Regions from separate parts of the Homo sapiens genome. Here region 2 is linked to region 1. A link is an interaction called in ENCODE POLR2A ChIA-PET data of the cell type or tissue named here. Cell type or tissue: A673. All regions are shown on one strand. Links, peaks and the distances in the headings refer to the core of each region. The heading gives the core; the rest is flanking DNA. Region 1 overlaps CDC42BPB (CDC42 binding protein kinase beta). Region 2 overlaps RCOR1 (REST corepressor 1).

The links. Peaks named below come from ENCODE experiments on the same cell type or tissue, not always from the same donor. Only the 100,000 strongest peaks of a DNase experiment are listed, where the experiment ranks them.
Region 2: POLR2A ChIA-PET joins it to region 1 with 19 read pairs; 2 of 35 experiments call an interaction of 5 or more read pairs at or near these places.

Annotation. Positions count from the first base shown.
Region 1 is chr14:102,940,046-102,956,125 of GRCh38, reverse strand. It overlaps CDC42BPB (CDC42 binding protein kinase beta), which reads left to right. Exons shown (of 37, transcript NM_006035.4): 22 at 1,438-1,524; 23 at 1,851-1,928; 24 at 3,523-3,628; 25 at 5,524-5,660; 26 at 6,222-6,361; 27 at 8,324-8,405; 28 at 9,442-9,658; 29 at 10,402-10,464; 30 at 11,639-12,235; 31 at 15,802-15,899; 32 at 15,996-16,080. Among named protein-coding and RNA genes, the nearest start is that of AMN, 25 kb to the right of the region's middle. RefSeq lists an enhancer at 9,782-10,981. In A673, for the core only: no CTCF peak of the experiment used is centred there; no DNase peak of the experiment used is centred there; H3K27ac peaks cover 1,164 bases.
Region 2 is chr14:102,600,823-102,608,822 of GRCh38, reverse strand. The region is part of intron 2 of RCOR1 (REST corepressor 1); the gene reads right to left. Among named protein-coding and RNA genes, the nearest start is that of RCOR1, 12 kb to the right of the region's middle. In A673, for the core only: no CTCF peak of the experiment used is centred there; no DNase peak of the experiment used is centred there; H3K27ac peaks cover 981 bases.

The DNA.
Region 1 (16,080 bases), core at 4,582-12,581:
AACGAGTGGGGCTTTTACATGCCTAAAATTAATATTCTTTTTCTCATTTATCTAAAGATGGAACCGTAACACTTAACATACCTTGTTTATGGGGCAGATTTGCTTACATTTTTGAGCTTTGGTAATTAGCCAGTCGAGCTAGCCTTTCCCTTGTGAATTTGCAGTACACAGTTGTGTGTGTGTTTTATGTGTGTATGCTGCCATCCCATCTGAATTTGGCTCCTTCCTCAGTGGCCTAATTAATTGCAACTGTTGGAAAGTGTTTATCTGATTTGGTTCATTGGGATTCTGATGTGGAACACAAAATACAGCTGTCAATGCTTTAGGCGCCTACCCAGCCATGTCTGTGTCCCATCACACTGCTTGCTGGTGCTAACACTTGCTACTCAGCATACCTACATGTGCGTCTGTAAACAGCAGTGGCCTGTGATGATAAACTATTAGTTTCAGGAATACTTGTTGAAATAGAGTTGTTTTTAAGTGGTTTCAGAGTGTAGCTTTAGCTTCAAATAAATCACTGTGAAATTAGAACTCTTAATTTGTTAAAACAAAACATTGCTTCCCTGTGTCATAAAATTTTCAAGGAAATTCTTAAATCTACTCATGGGCCCACCGACCTCTGTTGATGTTCGAATTTCTTCTTGATCCTTGAAATGAGGTTAAGAAGCATTTGGCTATTTGATCTTTTCTTCTTTCTCTTTTTCTTTTGAGACAGTCTTGATTTGTTGCCCAGGCTGGAGTGCAATGACTTGATCTCGGCTCACTGCAACCTTCTCCTGGGTTCAAGCGATTGTCGTGCCTCAGCCTCCAGAGTAGCTGGGATTATGGGTGTGTGCTAGCACACCCGGCTAATTTTTGTATTTTTAGTAGAGACGGGGTTTCGCCATGTTGGCCAGGCTGGTCTCAAAATCCTGACTTCAGGTGGTCTGCCCCCCTCAGCCTCCCAAATTGCTGGGATTACAGGCGTGAGCCACCGTGCCTGGCCTGGCTAATTGATCTTAAGGCTGCTAGGCTTAGATAACATTACTTATGAATAAAGGTCAGGAAGGATCAGCATTTCCAGGTCTTGCCCTTTCAGTGACCGGGGCAAGGAGGCTGCAGGAGGGGGCGGGTATGCTCAGGGCTGTGCATTAGAGGTGTCTCCAGGCAAATTCTCACCTCAGCGGGGTGACTGTGACTTGTCAGACTCCACCTGCCCACGCAATCACCACTCAGCTGAGGAAGCCAAGTGCAGGGGTCCTCAGGGCAGGCCGGCCAGCTGGGAGTGGAGCAGGGGTCTGTGAGGAGACCCAAGGGGTGATAGGATCCAGGAGTAAGAACCGCTGGGACTTCTGGGCTAGACAGAATCTGCTTTTATTAGTAAAGAACTTGTAAGTAGAGTCTGGATCATGTAGAATATGTCCTTTCACCCCACTCTTTCTTTCTTGGTTCTCACAGACCAGCTCAGCTAGTGAGCAAGAAACACAAGCTCCGAAGCCAGAAGCGTCCCCGTCGATGTCTGTGGCTGCATCAGAGCAGCAGGAGGTGAGACAGCGTTGCCCTGGTGATGCTCCCACCTGGGGTCTGCCCTCGTGTCCAGGTGACCAGATGCTGCTCACCTGGCCCCTGCATAACAGTTTGCAGCGAGGGCCTCTGCCCAGGTGCTCAAGCCCACCTTTCATTTTGAGAATTAACTGTCAGTCCCTCCCCTAGATGAGGGAGGCTTCCGCAGATGTCTCAACATTGTAGCAAATTAAAAATGCAGAACTGTTCACTGTTAACACATTCTTGAGAGAAGTGCACCCCGTAGGGCCAGGTGTCTCAGCCATGCTGAGCTGGGCCGACACTCACCTGTCCTGCTTGTCTCCCAGGACATGGCTCGGCCCCCGCAGAGGCCATCCGCTGTGCCGTTGCCCACCACGCAGGCCCTGGCTCTGGCTGGACCGAAGGTAGGGGCCTTGCTTTCACCCGGGGCGCCTTCTTAGTTATTTAGTTGTTTATTTATTCTCAGTTATTTAGAAAATAAGTTTTGTATAAATAAAACATACTTAGTCATTTTTGCATACACACAGTAGCGACCCTCATGTTCTGTAGGAAAGTTGTTGAGAATGGTGTGTAATTCAGGAAGCTGTCAGGACCCTGTGTTTTCTTAATGATACCAGTGCTACACAAATATATTTTAATTGGAAAAGTTCAGCATTCAGTCTCCCCACTCTCCTTCTCTCATTCCCCAAGCCATATTCCCCTCTCCACAGGTAGGCAGCTTACTTCTCCACATTGATTTTCATTTGTCTGCCTGCACTTAGAGAACCTTACAGAACCATGTGGCTGGTGGGTGAGAATGACTCCCAGCATAAACGGCCCTGCAGTGCATGTGCGGTTCTGAGCCTCATCCTTTCCACAAGTGCATCCTGGAGAGCCAGCACAGCGGCCCCACTGGGCCCCTGCTCCCCTGTCCTGGCCTCGGCTTCTTCTGTAACATCCCCTTTTCTTTCATATAAACATCAACGCAGATCAGAAAGTCTCCAGGGTGACGGGCCCCTGAGTTCCAAGCATTGCGAGTACGTAGCCCTGTGGCCTAAGGTGGTTTTTGTTGTTGTTAATGTAGACACGGCCTCTGCCTGTGCTTCCTGCCACAGGCAGCTATGCCGGCTGGACGTAAGAAGCCAAACTTCTATGAGGCTACCTAAGGGTTTGGCTTTTGGACTAAGACTCTTGCAGAGTCAGGGACCAAGTCGCGAGGTCGTTTATTTGGTTACCATATTTGATAGCAACTCTGCAGAGTGCTGGTGTGTCACTCCTAGTCCTGATGGCCCGGCCACCGCCCCACGGCCTCCCTGCCCACCTCAGCCAGCCTCTTCCCCCACAGCTCTCTGGAGTTTGTGTCGGTCACTCCCCTACTTCTTGCAAGTGGTCTCACCCACATCTGTTTCCTGCTGAGGATCGTATTGGTCTCTGCTGCGCCTGAGCTTGGTAAACAGGCGGTCCCGCATGGCCTGCACCACGACCCTCTGTTCAGCCTTGGGGCTGCTGCAGTTGCCGCTGGGTTCACAATGTGTCCACTCCTGATGAGGGACCGTGAGCCTTTCCAGGCGTTTGCTGTTATGAACTGTCCTCCTGTCGGTGATTCTTGGGTGTCTCTTGGACACATGCAAGGCCTGTGTGCAGCCCAACCTAAATGTGGCCCCAGGTCGGCCCCCAAGAGCCAGTTGGTGCTGGTCTCCAGGAGGCCAGGAGCATGAGCCAGAAAGAGCACTGGCCATGCCACCTCGGCCCTCTGGCCCAGCTGACCTCGCTTTTTGGTAGCAGTGCTCTCCCACTGAAGGAAGTATTTGTTGGCCTCTCTCTGGCTCAGGCTCGTAGGTGGTTTTCACCACTATTTGATGAGCCCTGTTAGGGAACACGTAGACCAAGACCAGAACTTGCACATTTCCACCTTTTCAGGATAATGCCCAAGCTGTGTATAAACTGGATCACAGGCAGATGGATCTGACTCTCAAGAGTCCATGGTTCACCTCAGTGTTCTTGATTTTCTCCTTCCAGCCAAAAGCTCACCAGTTCAGCATCAAGTCCTTCTCCAGCCCTACTCAGTGCAGCCACTGCACCTCCCTGATGGTTGGGCTGATCCGGCAGGGCTACGCCTGCGAGGGTGAGTGTCGTTGCAGCTCCTGGGGTCAGCGTGCACAGCCCCACACCCCTGCAGCTAAGGGCACCAGCCGGCTCCAGGGCAGCCCTGATGCAAGCAAACCAAACTAAAGTGAAATGTCATTGGCATGATTTGAGGACAGGGTTTTTTTTAGGGGGAGTGGGGAGATAGGGTCTCACTCTGTCACTCAGACTTCAGTGCAGTGGTGCAATCACAGTTCAGCTCAAGCGATTCCCTTGTCTCAGCCTCTCAAGTAGTTGAGACCTCAGACACACACACCACCAGCATGCCTGGCTATTTTTAAATTTTTTTTGTAGAGAGTTGAGGGATCTCACTTTGTTTCCCAGACCGGTCTCAAACTCTGGGACTCAAGTGATCTCCCGCCTTAGCCTCCCGAAGTGCTGGAATTACAGGCATGAGCCACTGCACCCAGCCTGGCAGGTTTATTTTTACAAATCCTCAGTAAAGGTCTGTGGAACCGTGGATCCCTGCTGTGCTGGGGGCTCCATTGTGCTGTGCGCCTCTGTGGTGACTCAACTCATCTACTGAGAATTACTACGAAGTAGATCATCTGCAGCTGTTCTAGAAAATCAGAGAGGAAAAGTAATTGTGTAAAACCTTCCACTGTCAAATTATCTAAAGATAACCACAATTATTTGTCTCTGCTTCTGGTCGTCATTCGTATTTTTTTTCTTTTTTTCTATTTCTTTTTCGAGACAAGAGTTTGACTCTGTTGCCCAGGCTAGAGTGCAGTGGCTCAATTTCAGCTTACTGCAACCGCTGCCTCCCAGATTCAAGTGATTCTCCTGCCTCATCCGCCCAAGTAGCTGGGGACAGGCCCACGCCACCATGCCTGGCTAATTTTTGTGTTCTTAGTAGAGATGGGGTTTCGCCATGTTGCCCAGGCTGGTCTCGAACTCCTGACCTCAAGTGATCCACCTGCCTCGGCCTCCCAAAGTGCTGGGATTACAGGTGTGAGCCACTGCGCCCAGCCCATCATATTTTTAAGGCTATATCTTGTGCTCTTGCCCTGTGCTGGGATTCGACATGCTCTTACCCCCTCAGTGATTGCCCCATTTCACAGATGAGCAACCACCCCAAGCCACCCAGTGCTGTGGGAGGGTCCTGGAGCCCAGACTCGCACTGGCTCTGAGCACTCACGCCTTCCTGACCATGGGTCTGTGAACAGAGATGCCCTTCATTCTACATTATAGCAGAAGCATTGTTTTTTGTTATTTCAACTCATGCACATTTTGATTGGCTGCCAAGACCCCACGTCCCCATGACCGCTGGCCTGAATTGCCGTGTAGAAACTCCCACGTGTGGGAGGCGGCCCGGGCTGGCAGGGACAGCATGGAAGCAGGCTTCTGCCATGGGCCCTTTCCCTGTGCGCATGCTGAAGACGCATTCATGCCAGAAACCCTGAGCTTTTGTGTGGATTCTGCCTTGCAACTGTTCTTACCTTTTTGGGTGTCTGGACTTGATGTGAGACTTGATCATTATTTTTTGTTTGTTTTGTTTTATTTTGTTTTTTTGAGATGGAGTCTCGCTCTGTGGCCCAGGCTGGAGTGCAATAGTGTGGTCTCAGCTCACTGCAACCTCCGCCTCCCGGGCTCAAGCGATTCTTCTGCCTCAGCCTCCCGAGTAGCTGGGATTACAGGTGCGCTTCACCACCCCTGGCTAATTTTTGTATTTTTAATAAAGGCGGGATTTCACCATGTTGGCCAGGCTGGTCTCAAACTGCTGACCTCAAGTGGTCTGCCCACCTCGGCCTCCGAAAGTGCTGGGATTCCAGGCGAGACCTGGTGATTATTAAATTGCCTCCTCAGGGCATAGGTTCTGCAGTGACTTCTCTGTAGGCAGCAAGCTTTGAAGGCAGTGTTCTTGCTCTCTTCCAGTGTGTTCCTTTGCTTGCCACGTGTCCTGCAAAGACGGTGCCCCCCAGGTGTGCCCAATACCTCCCGAGCAGTCCAAGAGGCCTCTGGGCGTGGACGTGCAGCGAGGCATCGGAACAGCCTACAAAGGCCATGTCAAGGTAGGCGGCTTCATCTCCGCCCTCAGCCCTCGGTGCCTGTGAGGTGCAGTGACCAATAGCCATGCCCAGCCACTCTTGAAAGCAGCCCCTTGCTGCGGCAGGTGGCCCTGGTGCCAGTCCTAGGGGGCTTACCCTCCTGGGCACTGAGGCCATCAGGTCGGCGCAGCCGCTGTTCTGAATGGCCTGGGCATCCTGAGGCCTCCACGCAGACGCTCACTCAGAGTCCATCCTGGGCTGAGTGTCCAGCCAGTGGGCAGAAGCTCAGTCTGAAAGCCACTGTGCCAGGCCCACCTCTACGAGACTGTCGGGCTGCGTGTACCACAGCACCCTGCATGGGGTGGACACAGCGTTGGCTGAGCTGCCAGCTTTCCCTGGCACCGTCTGCTGCCACGCATGGACCCCTCCCCAGCAACGCCTTGAGCCTTCTTGGGCAAACATCCCTCTGTCCAAACAGCTCTGCCGCCAGCCTGGCAGCTGGAAGGAGATTGTGAACGAGTGTAATGGGGCCTGGCGGCCTGCCTGGCCTGGTGGAACGTGGCCACTGTTTGTTTTTATTCATAGGTCCCAAAGCCCACGGGGGTGAAGAAGGGATGGCAGCGCGCATATGCAGTCGTCTGTGACTGCAAGCTCTTCCTGTATGATCTGCCTGAAGGAAAATCCACCCAGCCTGGTGTCATTGCGAGCCAAGTCTTGGATCTCAGGTCTGCGTTTGGGCAGCACTGTCCTTGCTCTGTGAATCTTCCTCAGCTATCTTTAGCCAAAAGGACGGTGTGTTCCTTAGTAGTCTTTCACCTCATTAGTACTTCACCTGCTTCATTATTGTATGGTTGCAAAAATGGGTACAGCTTAGTCATGACTTCAGGCGCTCACATGCGTATGAACAGACATGCATACGGGCCTGCGTGCGCAGGAACGGGAGCGCTGTAGACGCTTCCTGCCTCGCATGTGTTTGCGTTGAGAAGTTTGCCACAGGGGAATTAATTTAACATAAGAAAACCACATGCCCAAGAACAAGCAGAAGATATCCCAGAGAAAAGCCACGCGGCCCACAGCCGTCTGTGCGTTTTAGAGACCGCAGCAGGTGCTGGTGTGTGGAAGAAGTCTGGAGCCGTGGGCCATGTGGGTGTGCGTGGCCGTAGCGTTTGCTATGTGACCCTGTCTCAGTGCCACCCAGTGTCAGCTGCAGGAGCAGGCGGGGCCTCCTTCCCACTTCCTCTTAGAGTTGACATCTGTGGCTCATCTGTTAGTGAGAAGAGGACAGTGGTCATGTTACTGGCATGTGGAATGTTGTTGTGAAGGTAAACGCATCACTAAGAGGCCTAGCTCAGCCCGGGGCCTGCACACGGAGCCATGCTACTGCCTTTGTGTCATCTCTGTGCTGTGCCCGTGCACCGTCTGTTGTGTGGTGCACACGGGACTGCTCTGGGCTCAGGCCGGGGCTGGGTACTCCATCTGTAGCATTGGTTCTTGGGGGCAGGGCTGCTGGGTGGGTACCCTGAGGACAGCGAGGGTGAGTCGGCATCACCTGGCAGCATACTCCACTTTCCATGTCCCTTCCCCCGGGGCACCCGCCAGTCCCTGGCTGTGCACAGGTGTGCCCCTGGCCTGGTGGTGAAGGGCCACTGGTAGACGAAAAGTTGGCATGAGCCCAAGTCAGGGGCCCCATCGGAGGGCTCAGCACTCTTTAGGGAACCTCTTCAGAACAGCATTTCCACACTGATCCCACACCCCGCTCCCCCTCTCACCTCCACACCCACCCCCTGCTCCCCCCTCACCTCCACACCCACCCCCACTCCCTCACCCCCCCACCTCCAAACCCACCCCCCACTCCCCCTCTCCACAGCCACCCCCCCACCTCTGCACCCACCCCACCTCCGCACCCACCCCACCCCCTCATCTCCACACCTAGCCCCCACTCCCCCTCATCTCTACACCCACCCCACTCCCTCTCACCTCCACACCCACCACTCCCCCTCACTTCCAAGCCCACCCCCCACTCCCCCTCACCTCCCTCCAAACCCACCCCCCACCCTCCCCTCACCTCCACACCCACCCCACCCTCCCCGTCACCTCTCCACCCACCCCACCCTCCCCCCTCACCTCCACACCTACCCCCCACCCCCCTCACCTCCAAACCCACCCCACCCCCCTACTCCCCGTCTCACCTCCACACCCACCCCCCTACTTCCCCCTCACCTCCACCCCCACCCCACCCCCGACTCCCCTCCACCTCCACACCCACCCCCCACTCCCCTGTCACCTCCACGCCCACCCCCCACCACCCCCCACTCCCTCCCACTCCCCCCTCACTTCCACACCCCTCACCCCACTTGTCCTCTGCACTTGGCTGTTGGAGGGACTGCCTGGCTGTGCCAAGTGCAAACCGAGTCTTCTGTAACTGGCATAGTCTGGAGGCACCAGCACAGTGGGGATGAGGCTCCGGGGTTTCCCTTGCGGCATCCCTAAGCCCTGAAACACCTGCCAGAGTCTTGAGTTTGTTGGCCCTGCCCGTGTTTCTTACATCTGGGGAGGCGAGGGACCCGCCCTCCACTGCAGAACACGGTGGTGGAAGGACATGGCAGGGCAGGGCAGGGCAGGGCGTGGGAGGGCCTTGGGTCCTGTGCGCGTGTCTCCCAGCGGGGTCAATGTTTCTTCCTTACCAGAGATGACGAGTTTTCCGTGAGCTCAGTCCTGGCCTCAGATGTCATTCATGCTACACGCCGAGATATTCCATGTATATTCAGGGTATGAATTTTTCATTAATCTTTTTAACAAAGCACATGGTTAAAACTGATTGTTCTAGGCATGTCATTGTGCTGCGGCAGCCATCAGCGCACCTCCAGTGTGGCCCTAGGGTCTCAACCTCCAGCCTGGCTCCAGGTCCTTGTGCGTCCCGTCCTGGCCAAGTAGCAGCCTGTGCCCGTCTCGGGGAGCCTCCTGGCTGGCTTCTTCCCAGACACCCCTCTTCACTGACCCTCCCTTCTCCTACATCTGAAACTCCTCTTCCACTCAGTCCACGTCCCGGCCACTGTCCTCACAGCGTGTGCACTGCCAGGCGGGCGCTGTGGCAGGTTAGGCATGAAGGTGCCTCTCCAGTGCCCCCCAGCCAATTGGAGCCAGCGTTTTTGTTGACTGAGTGAGTGCTCCCTCACTGAGTTAGTGTTAGACATTGTAGCATTAGGACGTTCCTAGAAGACTGAATTGGGGAAAGAAACCCTCCAGCCCCCTCCACTGGGAATTTTCTTATAAACAGCAAAATTTTGATAACAAAACTAAGTCTATAAATTAGCTTTTACTAAATCACAGCTCTATTCAGAAACAACCCTGTCATACACAGTACAGGAAATTACCATCATTGTTACTGGAACGATGGTCATTTGGTAGCATGCGTGCTCAGAGGCTGCTCACAGGGAGGCATGATTTGGGCCAGTGTTTTTGAGATCTGCTTTTCCTGGACACATTTTCAGAATCTACTTTTATAATGATTATTCAAGAAAGCAGATTTAAAGTAGGCAGCTACTCGTAGTTTTGACAAAAGCAGAATTAACGAAAATGGGACCAGGAAGCGATCTCACGGGGCTGTTTAGAACCCCGCCCCTTCCGTGTCCTGCCGCGGGAGCCTCTGCAAGGCGCCCAGCGAGGTGGAGTCAGGGGTCCCTGCCTGGGAAGCACATCAGCCCCCGTTGCTCCTGGGGTGCGTGGCTCCAGCAGGGCCGTGGTAGCTGCGTGCGGCTTTGGCGTTTGATGACTTCTCTCTTCTCTTCTGTTTCCTGTCATGAAGGTGACGGCCTCTCTCTTAGGTGCACCTTCTAAGACCAGCTCGCTGCTCATTCTGACAGAAAATGAGAATGAAAAGAGGAAGTGGGTTGGGATTCTAGAAGGACTCCAGTCCATCCTTCATAAAAACCGGCTGAGGAATCAGGTCGTGCATGTTCCCTTGGAAGCCTACGACAGCTCGCTGCCTCTCATCAAGGCCATCCTGACAGCTGCCATCGTGGGTACGTCCCAAAGGTTGTGTCCTTCAGGTGTCTGAAGCAACAGCACTTCCGGCGGCGCTGCAGTGCCCATCTGAAAATCAGATGAAGGTCACAGGTCCATTTGGGTTTGTAGACAGTTTCTCCATGCATGTTAAGAAGCAGACGAGGCCGGGTGCGGTGGCTCACGCCTGTAATCCCAGCACTCTGGGAGGCCAAGGCGGGCGGATCACAAGGTCAGGAGGTTGAGACCATCCTGGCTAACACGGTGAAACCCTGTCTCTGCTAAAAAAAAAAATAAAAATAAAAATAAAATATAGCTGGGCGTGGTGGCGGGCACCTGTAGTCCCAGCTACTTGGGAGACTGAGGCGGGAGAACAGCATGAACCCAGGAGGCAGAGCTTACAGTGAGCCGAGATCACACCACTGCACTCCAGCCTGGGCGACAGACCGAGACTCCGTCTCAAAAAAAAAGCAGATGACCTGTGCGGACAGTACAGTTGGCCCCGGCTAAGCCTGAGGGTCAGCTCCAGGAGCCCCACACACACCCAAATCCTTGCAGACTCAATCCCACAGTCAGCCGGCCCTGTGGAGTTCGTGTAGAGAGAAAGTCACCCCCGATACTGAAGTGTCACATCCCTGGAATGCTGTATTCTCATCCACATATGGTTGAAAAGTATCTGTGAATGAGCCCACCCACGCATTCAAACCCATATTGTTCACGGTCGGCTGTACTGACTTTGTGTATGTTACTTACCCCTCCACAGATGCAGACAGGATTGCAGTCGGCCTAGAAGAAGGGCTCTATGTCATAGAGGTCACCCGAGATGGTGAGTGAGCAGGGCGTTTCCAGCCTGGGATGTCACAGGCCCAGCCTGGCCTCTGCAGACAGCACAGGGTCAGTAGCTCCTAAGGGTTAAGACAAATGCGCTTGATGAAGGCGCCGGAGGGGCCAGCGTGCCGTGAAGACCGGCATCGAGTGCATGGCGACGCGGTGCTAAGTTGCGTATCACATCCATCGAGTTCTTCAAGGGGAGCACTGAGCGGGAGTGGGTGGGGGGTCAAGGAAAGCCCCCTGGGAGGAGGAACAGCTGCAGCTTTCCCACATGTGCTGAGGCTTCACTTGAGAAGCTTTAGTTTCTTTGCTTCCAATTTTGACACTTCAGTCTTCCCAGCGAGGAAGGGCAAAGGTATCCTGGCATGCACCCGCTCCACAGCCCTGGGTCTAGGAGCAGAAACGTCAGGAGACTGGAACTGGCCATGGGCAGGGGGCAGGGGCCCAGGGGAGCATCCCTCAAGGAATCCAGCGACATTTCATGTGAGCCATAGTCCTTTCCCGACAGACCCAGCATCTCTGCATGTGATGGCCGTGGAGCGAGAAGGGCGGGGCAGCCGCTGGGCGAGGCCGTACCCTGGCAGCTCTGTGGGGAGATCTGAGCAAGCGAGGGGCTTGGGTTAGCCTGGGGGCCGTGTGAGGGCGGCGTCTTCACTGGGGGCCGTGTGAGTGTGAGGGCAGTGTCTTCACTGGGGGCCCTGTGAGGGCAGCGTCTTCAGAGGATTTGTCTCAGGGTCCCAGTGGGTTGGGGACAGCTCTTTGTCCCTCATGTGCAGCGTGAGGGCCCTCTGGTTCGGGGATGAGCTGGAAGGAGGCCCAGATCACCCCAGGGCCTTGCTGCGCGAGGACCCAGGTGGAAGCGCTGCCCAGCTGGAGCCCTGGTGCACTGAGGGGTGTGCACAGCAGCAGAGGCAGAGGAGCCTTTGGACCAGCCCCCGAGGCTGCCCCAGGAGCGCGCTGTGGATGTGGGGCAGCTTCTCCGGGGGGCGTTCAAGCCACTGGCTCTGTGGGCAGAGACGGGCTCAGGGCCGGGCTCAGGCTGTGCACACAGGAAGGGAGCCCAGGGGAGGGCCCCAGAGTGTTCCAGGCAAGTCTTTAGCCAAGGCCGTCAGCCCCTGGGAGCTGCTGGCTGTCCCGTCGGCCTCACGCTCTTGTCCTCCTTGCCACAGTGATCGTCCGTGCCGCTGACTGTAAGAAGGTACACCAGATCGAGCTTGCTCCCAGGGAGAAGATCGTAATCCTCCTCTGTGGCCGGAACCACCATGTGCACCTCTATCCGTGGTCGTCCCTTGATGGAGCGGAAGGCAGCTTTGACATCAAGCTTCCGGAAACCAAAGGCTGCCAGCTCATGGCCACGGCCACACTCAAGAGGAACTCTGGCACCTGCCTGTTTGTGGCCGTGAAACGGCTGATCCTTTGCTATGAGATCCAGAGAACGAAGCCATTCCACAGAAAGTTCAATGAGATTGTGGCTCCCGGCAGCGTGCAGTGCCTGGCGGTGCTCAGGGACAGGCTCTGTGTGGGCTACCCTTCTGGGTTCTGCCTGCTGAGCATCCAGGGGGACGGGCAGCCTCTAAACCTGGTAAATCCCAATGACCCCTCGCTTGCGTTCCTCTCACAACAGTCTTTTGATGCCCTTTGTGCTGTGGAGCTCGAAAGCGAGGAGTACCTGCTTTGCTTCAGCCACATGGGACTGTACGTGGACCCGCAAGGCCGGAGGGCACGCGCGCAGGAGCTCATGTGGCCTGCGGCTCCTGTCGCCTGTAGTATGTATATGTTTTCTGTTGCATATCCCTGTTGCTGCTTTTCCCACCGACAGTCAGCATGTGTTCGATTTTGCTTTGGTTTGTCTTCCAGTCCCTTAGTTGAGTAGTCACAGAGCATCGGGAGAGGTGGGCCCCATGCCAGCCCGCAGCAGAGAGCATGGTTCAGATCTCACGTCTCAGACCAGCAGTAGGCGGGCTCAGCAACCTCTCTCCCTGAGCACATGGGGCCGGTTCTTCCAGAGGCCTCAGCAGAGGACCCCGTCGGCGGGCATAGGCCCCTGGGCAGAAGGGCTCGGCGAACCGAGAACGGGGCGTGGCATTCATCTCTCATTTAAAAGGCCTTCCTCGTGATAATACAGAAACTTACACAGTAGTAAAGACAAGCTTGAGGGGTTTTGGTGGCCAGAAAATAATTCACCTCTGGTGTCTTAAGTTACAGTCCCTCTAAGGACAAGTATTTTCTGAAAGTGGTAGGGGCTGTTTTTCAAACAGTTGGGTCACTGAATTCGCCTAGTTGGCATGACTTTCTCTATGAATGGTGGCACTGGGGAACAGGTAGGACCAGTGGACACTTCCCGACTGGCCCGCTGTCCGATTGCTTTTAAAACCTTAAACCGGGTGGAGAGCGGTGGCTCACACCTGTAATCCCAGCACTGTGCGAGACTGAGGCAGGAGGCTCACTTGAGCTCAGAAGTTCAATACCAGCCTCATCTCTACTAAATAACAAAATATGGCTCACACCTGTAATCCCAGCACTTTGGGAGCCCAAGGCAGGGCGGATCACGAGGTTAGGAGATCGAGACCATCCTGGCTAATAGGGTGAAACCCCATCTCTACTAAAAATACAAAAAAAAATTAGCCGGGCGTGGTGGCGGGCGCCTGTAGTCCCAGCTACTCAGGAGGCTGAGGCAGGAGAATCGCTTGAACCCAGGACACAGAGGTTGCAGTGAGCTGAGATCGCACCACTGCACTCTAGCCTGGACAACAGAGCGAGACTCCGTCTTAAACAAACAAACAAACTAGCCAGGCACGGTGCCACATGCCTGTAGTCCCAGCTACTCAGGAGGCTGAGACAGGAGGATTGCTTGAACCCGGGACGCAGAGGTTGTAGTGATCCAAGATCGCGCCACTGCACTCTAGCCTGGGCAACAGAGCAGGACTCCGTCTCAAACAAACAAACTAGCCAGGCACGGTGCCACATGCCTGTAGTCCCAGCTACTTGGGAGGCTGAGACAGGAGGATTGCTTGAGCCCAGAAGATGGAGGCTGCAGTGAGCCATGATCACACCACTACACTCTAGCCTGGGAGACAGAGTGAGACCCTGTCTTTTAAAACAGAAAGGAAACCTTAAACCTCAGAATCCCTCTGATCTATCAGAGTGGCCTGCACCATCAAATCCACAGATCAAGAGGAGGCCGGGAGGAAGACGAGCCGCGCATATGGGGGTAACAGGCCAAGAGTTGGGGAATGACATTCTCCCTCAGTTACCTGAAGCTAAACCCCTTTGTCTGCCCCATTGTCAGCCTTGCTGAGACGGCATCATACCCAGGGCGTCGTGGCTAGACACCAGGCCTGTGAGGTGCACGGCCAGCTCCACCCACGGGCTTACTGCAGTGTGTCCCGGCTCCATCCCGATGGCCACACCACAGCAGACATGTGTGGGCAGTGGGGCTGGGCCGTGGGCCTGCGGTGAGGTGCAGGAAGGGGCCAGTCCCGCTGCCTCAGCACCCCTTGTCCTGGACTCTTACCCCCCAACACCCTGTCCTCTTCATAGGCAGCCAGCACAGGGTTTAAAACCACACAGGATTTACATTTTTGCAAAGCGTAACGTTGAAGAGGGCCCAGGTCACTTAGTGCAATGTATTTATAATCTTGGCCACACGTGTCTGGCGTAGACACCTGAAGTTCCTCGGTTCTCCGCCTTGGTGGGTCTTCTCTCCTGCGGGCACAGTGCAGATGCAGATGAGTTTCAGAGCTGGTCAAAAGTAATTCCATCACCTGTAGGATGCAGAACTGCTCATTCTGCACCCTTTGCTAGTGCCCTGTGTGGGTGGCCTCCCCTGCCCCTCCCCATCCCTTAGGGCAGGTGTTATCAGCCCTGTTGGAGAGGAGGCAGCTGAAGGCCACAGGGGCCGCGTGCTCTGTATCAGTCACATGTCACATCTGTCAGGCTCCAGAGCCCATGTTCTTTTCACTAGAATCTGTTTCACTAGAATCTTTTCACTGGGCATCTGTTTATCACTGAGTCAGCAAACTAGACTTCTTCCTGCTTCCTTGCAAGCGAATCCCCACATACTCGGCAGGCAAGGGCCTTCCCAGAAGCCCGTGTGGAGAGTGGTTCCCTGAAGGGCAGTGTCTGGGGCTGCTTTTGACTTGGTTCTCAGAGGCCTCACAGGTGCATCTGAAATGCTCCTTCTGAGACAGTTTGGTGACCAGGCCAGTATCTTTTGTCTTTCTTGCAAACCCTGTTTGATTTCCCTTTTTGTATTCAGAAGAAAAGTCCTGATCTTGTAGCCTGTTTGGAGTCTGTGATAGAAACAGAGCAGAAGGCTTTTAAAATGCATCTTCAGACAGTGAGGTGTGTCCTGATGCAGGATTAACCTTGAACTCCGGAGGCAGAAGAGCCAGGAAGGAGCACTGAGCTGGAGCTCTCTTGCATTTGGGGCTTGCCGCCTCCCAGCTCTGCGTTTCTGCAAGCTGATGGCCAGGAGCCAAGCTACGCTGAGGGGCTGTGGGGGCAGTGAGCGTGCCACCCACACAGAGGGACTGAGCGGAAGACGCACACCGCTCCCTTGTCGTGTGGCACAGCTGTGTCACTGCTCTTCTAAACGTGGAGAAAGCCCCTTAAACTCCAAATGGCCAAAGGCTTTGCAGTCCTTGGTTTCACATCCGTGGCACCTTGGGTGGAGTTGCTTCTGTAAGCCAACAGATGAGCAGGTGAGGAGCACAGCGCGGACCCCAGAGCTCCCTGCAGGACGCCCTTAGCCTCGCTTGCATATGCCCTCAGACCGGGCTGCAGAGGGGCTTCCCACGCCCCCATAGCACGGGTTCCTAGGGGTCTAGGGTCATTAGTGTGGAGGGCAGACAGGCAGGGTTGTTGCCCAGAGGTCAGCAGTGGTTTCTGTGTGGTTTTTAATACCTACCTGGAAACCGGACTTGCCATCTCCTACGGAAGAATTAGCCTCACCATACTGAACAGTCGGCCCCTACCTGAATTTCCAAAGTGTTGAGCCTGAATTAGTAGCTTTCAGGATAATCACATCTCATGAGAGCTAAATGAAAAACCAGACTTTTTAAAAGTCACCTTCAACATCTGTACTGTAGTATTCAAAATATTAGTTACGGAAGTGATTGTGGAGCATTTAAACATTGGATTGTGTTTGTTTAAACTTTGAAATGAAGATGAATTCCAGAGTGGGAACATGAAGTCTTTGGTGACGTGAACCAGCTGAGGGCAGTGCTGCCGCCTCTGCACTTGTTCAAGTGCCAAGGCTTGGCCTCCGGCCCGAGGGCAGGTGAGTTCCTGAGCCACTGTGGCTCACCCCGCCCTGCTCCGTCTGCGCTAGGTTGCAGCCCCACCCACGTCACGGTGTACAGCGAGTATGGCGTGGACGTCTTTGATGTGCGCACCATGGAGTGGGTGCAGACCATCGGCCTGCGGAGGGTAAGGCGGCCTCGGTGCCCTCCTGTGCGGGCGGGCTTCTCCCGGTGCAGTCTGTGCGTGGCCGCGCTTACTGTCCCTCCCTGGTTTCCAATCCAGATAAGGCCCCTGAACTCTGAAGGCACCCTCAACCTCCTCAACTGCGAGCCTCCACGCTTGATCTACTTCAAGAGCAAGTTCTCGG
Region 2 (8,000 bases), core at 1-8,000, 340 kb after region 1:
GAGGCTGAGGCAGGAGGAGTGCTTGAGGTCAGGAGTTAGAGACCAGCCTGGCCAACATAAACAAACCCCGTCTCTCCACAAAAAAAAAATTTTAAAATTAGGCCAGGCACCTGTAACCCCAGCACTTTGGGAGGCCGAGACAGGTGTATCACCTGAGGTCGGGAGCTCAAGACCAGCCTGGCCAAAATGGTGAAACCCCATTTCTACTAAAAATACAAAAATCAGCCAGGCATGGTGGTGCGCACCTATAATCCCAGCTACTTGGGAGGCTGAGGCAGGAGAATCGCTTGAACGAGGGAGGCAGAGGTTGCAATGAGTTGAGATCACGCCACTGCCCTTCAGCCTGGACGACAGAGCAAGACTCCATCTCAAAAAACAAAAACAAGGCAAAACAAAAAAAACAACAACACAAAACAAAAGCAATGAAGCACAGAAAGTACCAATACTGACTCAAGCTTCAACATGAATGAACCTTGAAAACATTACACTAAGTGATAGAAGCCAGACATGAAGGTCACATACCCATTTACGTGAAAGTTCCAGAATAAGTAATCCAGAAACAAAAAGCAGGTTAGTGGTTGCCTGGTACTGAGAATGGAGAATAAGAAGTAACTCATTCTTCATTCTAACACATGTGAGATTTTCTTTTTAGGGTGATGAAAATGTTTCGGAACTAGACAAGGGCAGTGGCTCCACAACAATGCGAGTGCACTGAATGCCACTGAATTGTTCATTGTAAAACGGTTAATTTTGTTGTTTTTTTTTTTGAGATGGAGTCTCTCTGTTTCGCCCGGGCTTGAGTGCAGTAGCGTGATCTCGGCTGATGGCAACCTCTGCCTCCCCGGTTCAACCAATTCTCCTGCCTCAGCCTCCCAAGTAGCTGGGATTAGAGGCGTGCACCGCCACACCTGGCTAATTTTTTGTACTTTGTGGTTTTTCTTGAGACAGAGTCTCGCTCTGTTGCCCAGGCTAGTGTGCAGTGGCACGATCTCAGCTCACTGCAGCCTCCACCTCCCGGGTTCAAGCGATTCTCCTGCCTCAGCCTCCTGAGTAGCTGGGATTAAAGGCAGGTGCCACCACACCCGGCTAATTTTTATACTTTTAGTAGATATGGGGTTTTACCATGTTGGCCAGGCTGGTCTCAAACTCCTGACCTCGTGATCTGCCCACCTCAGCCTCTCAAAGTGCTGGGATTACAGGCATGAGCAACCACGCCTGGCTAGCTTTTTTCTATTTTTAGTAGAGACAGGTTTTCACCATATTGGCCTGGCTGGTCTCAAACTCCTGACCTCAGGTGACCCACTTGCCTCAGCTTCCCAAAGCACTGGGATTACACGCATGAGTCACCACACCTGGCCAAAAAATAGTCAATTTTGTGATGTGACTTGCACCACTTTATATAAAAAAAAGAAAACACATCTATGCAAGATGTGCATCTCCAATTTATACAAATTCATTATAAGGAAAGCAAGAGACAATAGGGATAATCAGCTTTTAACTGCAATTTAAAAGACAATTTTTCCCTAGATTTCCATTTGATATACAGTTGCACTTGGTCCTTATCAAATGTCCATTAAAAAATGCCTACTCAGCCGGGCGCGGTGGCTCACGCCTATAATCCCAGCACTTTGGGAGGCCAAGGCAGACGGATCACCTAAGGTTAGAAGTTCGAGACCAGCCTGACCAACATGGAAAAACCCCGTCTCTACTAAAAATACAAAATCAGCCAGACGTGGTGGAGCATGCCTATAATCCCAGCTACTTGGGAGGCTGAGGCAGGAGAACCACTTGAATCCGGGAGGCAGAGGCTGCAGTGAGCTAAGATCACACCACTGCACTCCAGCCTGGGCGACAGAGTGAGACTTCGTCTCAAAAAAAAAAAAAAAAACTAACACAAAACCCAAAAAAATCAAAAAAACAAAAACAAAAGCCTATTCAAGAAAAGACCCAAACCAAGCACATATTCTTAGAAAATTCAGCCCCTATTTAGCTCTGACGAGTTTATACTAGATAATACTTAACAGCCAGGTGCAGTGCCTCACACCTGTAATCCCAGCTACCTGGGAGGCTGAGGCAGGAGGATCACTGGTGCCCAAGAAGTCAAGGCTGCATGCAGTGGGCCATGTTCCCGCCACTGCACTCCAGCCTGGGGGACAGGGTGAGACCCTATCTCCCCTCCAAAAAAAAAAAAAAAACTTAAAACCTGATTTGGTGGTTCAAAAAACTACGCTACCACCCTCAAAGAAATCAGACATACATGACACCACTAGCTCCCAGAACACTCTCTGGTACTGAGTAAGATCAAAACTAGTTAAGCACCTACTCTTCTCTTCCTCCCCGCTGAACTCCCTATATCCACGCTAAGTTTGAAAGCAGAACACCAAGCCCAGCAGCTTCTATGCCAGTAAAAGTAAAGCAGGGCAGGAACTACAACCTTCAGGGAGAGTATGGGTGTAAATACAGTCAGGTGCAGTGGCTCACACCTGTAATCCCAGCACTGTGGGAGGCCAAGACAGGCAAATCACCTGAGGTCAGGAGTTCAAGACCAGCCTGGCCAACATGGCAAAACCCCGTCTCTACTAAAAATACAAAAATTAGGCCGGGCACGGTGGCTCATGCCTGTAATCCCAGCACTTTCGGAGGCCGAAGCAGGCAGATCACTTGAGGTCGGGAGTTCAAGGCCAGCCTGCCCAATATGATGAAACCCTATTTCTACTAAAAATACAAAAATTAGCCAGGCATGGTGGCGCGCACCTGTAATCCCAGCTATTCACGAGGCTGAGGCAGGAGAATCACTGGAAGCAGGGAAGCAGAGGTTGCAGTGAGCCGAGATCATGCCACTGGACTCCAGCCTGTGCAACAGAGCGAGACTCCATTTCAAAAACAAAAACAAAAAAAACCACAAAGACACACACATTGGCCTAGCCTACAGTCAGGATCATCAATATCACCATCTTCCAACTCCATACCTTCCTTGTCCCACTGGAAGGTCTTCAGAGGCAATAAGACCCATGGAGGTGTCATATTCTAGAGTAACAATGCCTTCCTTCTGGAATACCTCCTGAAGGACCTGCCTGAGGCTGTTTTACAGCAAACTGATAATTTTTATAAGTAGGAATACACTCTAAAATAACCATACAAAGTATAGCATAGTAAATCCACAAACCAGTAATACAGTTATTGTCATTACCAAGTACTATGTACTATACATAACTCCATGTGCTAGATTTTGTAAGACTGGCAGTGCAGTAGGTTTGTTTACACCAACACCACACAAACACCTAAGTAATGCTACACGCTGTTGCACTATAGACAAGGTGAAGTTACTAGGCGACAGAAATTTTTTAGTTCCATTATAATCTTATGGGACCACTGTCCTTGACCAAAATGACATTTGTTTTGCAATACATGACTGTATGTATAGCCTTCAGTCACACCATCAAAATAAATGGCTCTTCTAAAAAAAACTCCAACTATATTCTAAGTTGTGAAGATGACTATTTCAACATACATGCAGGAATAAAGCAACTCAGTCCAATTTGTCCCCAGGCAACCAAGCTAACCACCTCCCATTTCACCGGTGTTCTCACTGCCAGGAAGAAGAGGAATGTAACTGGACTACAAGTTGGCTCTGGCAACCCGAAACATAAAATTCCCCAACACCTGGGGCCACATGGAAACAACTAATCAATGGATCCAATAAAGTCTTGCTCCTAAGTGTTTTTTCTTTTCCTTTTTTTTTTTTTTTTTTTTTTGAGATGGAATATTGCTCTGTCACCCAGGCTGGAGTGCAGTGGCACGATCTCGGCTCACTGTAGCTCCACCTCCCAGGTTCAGGCAATTCTCGCGCCTCAGCCTCCCAAAATGCTGGGATTATAGCCTGGCTAATTTTTTGTATTTTTAGTAGAGACAGGGTTTCACCATTTTGGCCAGGCTGATCTTGAATTCCTGACCTTGGGAGATCCACCTGCCTCAGCCTCCCAAAGTGCTGGGATTACAGGAGTGAGCAACTGCACCCAGCCTAAGTGTTTTCTCTTAAAGAGGATTCTGGCTGACCCTCTCTAAAATACACTAAATTGAATTCTGATTATACTTATAAATCAGAATTCTTATAATACTTAAAATTAACAGTCTATCTTGTTGATCCTTTTCCTTTCTTACTGAAACATAAAATAAAGGTGCCTCTTACAGCTGAGGGCCTCTCGGACTGGATTACCACGGCAAGTTATTAGGTTCAACCATAAGACTAAGCCTCTCAATGCCTCTGTTTCCTCATCTGGAAAATGGAGATAGTAACTTTACATCATATGACTGTTGTGAGGGTCAAATGATTTGATGTGTGTTAAAACTAGCCTGGCACAGAGTAAGCAACCTGGATAGATCATTCTTTCGAGGGTTTTGTTAGTGATGACAAGTTGTACCTCCCTATCCACACACTACCCATTGCCTTATAAGGAGTGGCAAATCCCTAAGACAGCTGTTAGTTTTAGTCTATAGCATTTTAACCTTTCGTGGGAAACTAACTGACCATTATAGGATCAAAGCTGTAACTTTAACCTTTAACCTATATGCTACTATAACTATATACTAGGCAAAAATTAAATCAGAGCTTTTCAAGTCATCCAGCACTGTGATTTGGGTCAACTAGCTAATAGCAGGCCAAAATGAGATGAATAACTTAGTGGAAACACAACAATCAACAAAAAAAATTGTCAATTCTCAGTAACATTCATCTTAGAAATCAGGGGTATACACCAAGACCAATCTCTGAGTACAGTCTCCAGTCAGGAATGTATTTTTATCCCTTCCTAGTCAAATAAACTCAATCCTCCTCCCCGCAACACACATAATATTAAAGAAAAAACAAAAAACATATGTGCAATTCTAACAAAGAATATCCAAATATATAAATAAAAAGAACTCACACAAATCCATACAAAAAACCAAAACCTATAAAAACCAACACCCTATAGAAAAACAGCAAAACAGCCTAGGAAACATGGTGAAACCCTGTCTCTACAAAAAAACACAAAAATTAGCCAGGCGTGGTGGCACACTCCTGTAGTCCCAGCTACCTCGGAAGCTGAGGTGGGAGGATCATGTGAGCCCAGGAGATGAAGGTTGCAGTGAGCTGAGATTAAGCCACCGCACTCCAGCCTGGGCAACAGAGCAAGACCCTAAGGGGGAAAAAAAAGAAAAATAGCAAAAGAAAGATACATTCACAGGAGGAAACTGAGTGGCAAAAAAAAGAAAAAAAAATTTACAGACACCCCTGGGCCAGGGTTAAGACCAACAAAACCTGAAACCCCATCTCTACAAAAAATACAAATATTAGCTGGGCATAGTGGCAAGAGCCTATAAACCCAGCTACTCCGGAGGCCAAGGTGGGAAGATTACTTGAGCCTGAGAGGCTGAGGATGCAGGGAGCCAAAATTACACAACTGCACTCCAGCCTGGATGACAGAGCCAGACCCTGTCTCAAAAAGTACATATAAACAAATAAAAAATAAATAAAAAGACACTCTTTTCTTATCGATACTTAGCTAAAACACACTTAGTACTTTTTGTCACATTCTTTGCTGGGTGTGGTGGTGAACAACTGTAGTCCAAACTACTCCAGAAACTGAGGTATGAAGATCACTTGAGCCCTAGAAGTTCAAGGCTACAGTACGCTATGATCACGCCACTGCACTCCAGCCTGGGCGACAAGAGTAAGAACTCATCTCAAAAAAGGGGAAAAAAAAGGTCTTAAAAAAATTAAAAATTAAAAATTAAAAACATAAGACACTTAACCTCATCATTAATTGGAAAACTTAATTACAGGCACAGTGACTCATGCCTGTAATCTCAACACTTTGGGAGGACACAGCAGAAGGACTGGTTGAGCCCAGGAGTTGGAGACCAGTCTGGGCAACTTGGCAAAACCCCGTCTCTACAAAAAGTTCAAAAATCAGTCAGGCATACTGGCTCATGCCTGTAGTCCCAGCTTCTCAGGAAACTGAGACAGGAGGATCACTTGAGCCCTGGAGGCTGAGGCTGTAGTGTGCTGTGATCATGCCACTGCACTCCAGCCTAAGAGGCAGAACGATATCAAGTCTACAAAAAAAGAAAGAAGAGGCCAGGCACAGTGGATCACGTCTGTAATCCTAGGACTTTGGGAGGCCGATGCGGGAGATCACTTGAGGTCAGGAGTTCAAAACCGGCCTGGCCAGCATGGTGAAACCCCTTCTCTACTAAAAATATTTTTTAAAATTAGCCAGGCGTGGTAGCACATGCCTGTAATCCTAGCTACACGGGAGGCTGAGGCAGGACAATCACTTGAACCGGGGAGGCGGAGGTTACAGTGAGAGGAGACTGCGTCACTGCATTTCTAGCCTGGGGAACAAAACAAGAGCGAAACTCCATCTCCAAAAAAAAAAAAAAAAAAAGAAAAGAAAAGAAAAGAAAAAAATGCTAATATAAGCCATTAAAGGATAGCATTTAAAAAAAATTAATAACCTAACTAACACCATGACGAAGACAAGGTGAAAACAAAGTTGTTTACCTTGCTAGTGGAAATGTACTTGTTTGGAAAGCATAAAAGTACATGAATAGCATAGATTATTCCATTTACAAAAACACTAACAATAACAAGAAAACATATTATCACTTTTTTTTTTTTTTTGAGACGGAGTCTAGCTCTGTCGTCCAGTCTGGAGTGCAGTGGCACAACCTCGGCTCACTGCAATCTCCGCCTCCCGGGCTCAAGCAATTCTCCCGCCTCAGCCTCCCAAGTAGCTGGGATTACAGGTACCCGCGACCACACCCAGCTAATTTTTATATTTTTAGTAGAGACGGGGTTTCGCCATGTTGGCCAGGCTGGTCTCGAACTCCTGATCTCAGGTGATCCTCCCGCCTCACCCTCCCAAAGTGCTGGAATTACACACATGTATTTAAGTACAAAAACACGTATGGGAATTCTGACAGCCTTGAGTGTGCCACTCAGATTTCCCTTCAAGAGAGAAAATGTTGCAAGGAGTGTAGTTAACTGACAGCCCCAGCTACCAGAAATCTACTACAGCACCCATACCAAGGCTAGGCTACTCTAGGCTGCTCCCAGCCAATGACTGAACACAGCAGATGTTCACAAAGAAGGACCATTCCTGCCCAACAGACTCTTCTAACAATCTACTCTGGCTGAGATTTTCTCTGAACTGCAAGCTGCACTGCAGTTTGAGGTTCCTCTATCAATCATTAATCATCATTCCTTCCCTCTCTTCTTTCACAGGTGTCACACATGCTTCCAGTGTAAAGGCTCTTGCCACCTACACCTCCTTCCTCTCTTTATCCTTCACAAGCATACCCTAATGAACCTCTTGCACATCTAATTCTGTCTTGTCATCTGCTTCTCAGAAGATGCAAACTATCACAGAAATAATATAAACCAACTGTGAATTAATGAAGAAAGAAGGCGGGAATGAGGCTTTAGCTGTACCTGAAGCAAATATTGCCTAGTATTAAATCAGTGTTTGGTCGGGTGCGGTGGCTCAAGCCTGTAATCCCAGCACTTTGGGAGGCCAAGGCGGGTCAATCACCTGAGGTCAAGAGTTCGAAACCAGCCTGGCCACCATAGTGAAACCCCGTCTTTTTTTTTTGAGACAGAGTCTCACTTTGTCACCTAGGCTGGAGTGCAGTGGTGCCATCTACGCTCACTGCAACCTTTGCAGCCTGGGTTCAAGCAATTCTCCTGCCTCAGCCTTCTGAGTAGCTGGGATTACAGGCATGCACCACCACGCCCAGCTAATTTTTGTGTTTTTAGTAGAGAGGGGTTTCATCATGTTGGCCAGGTTGGTCTTGAACTCCCGACCTCAAGTGATCCGCCTGCCTCGGCCTCCCAAAGTGCTGGGATTACAGGTGTGAGCCACCATGCCCAGCCAGCGAAATACCATCTCTACTAAGAATACAAAAATTAGCAGCCGGGCGCGGTGGCTCACGCCTGTAATCCCAGCACTTTGGGAGGC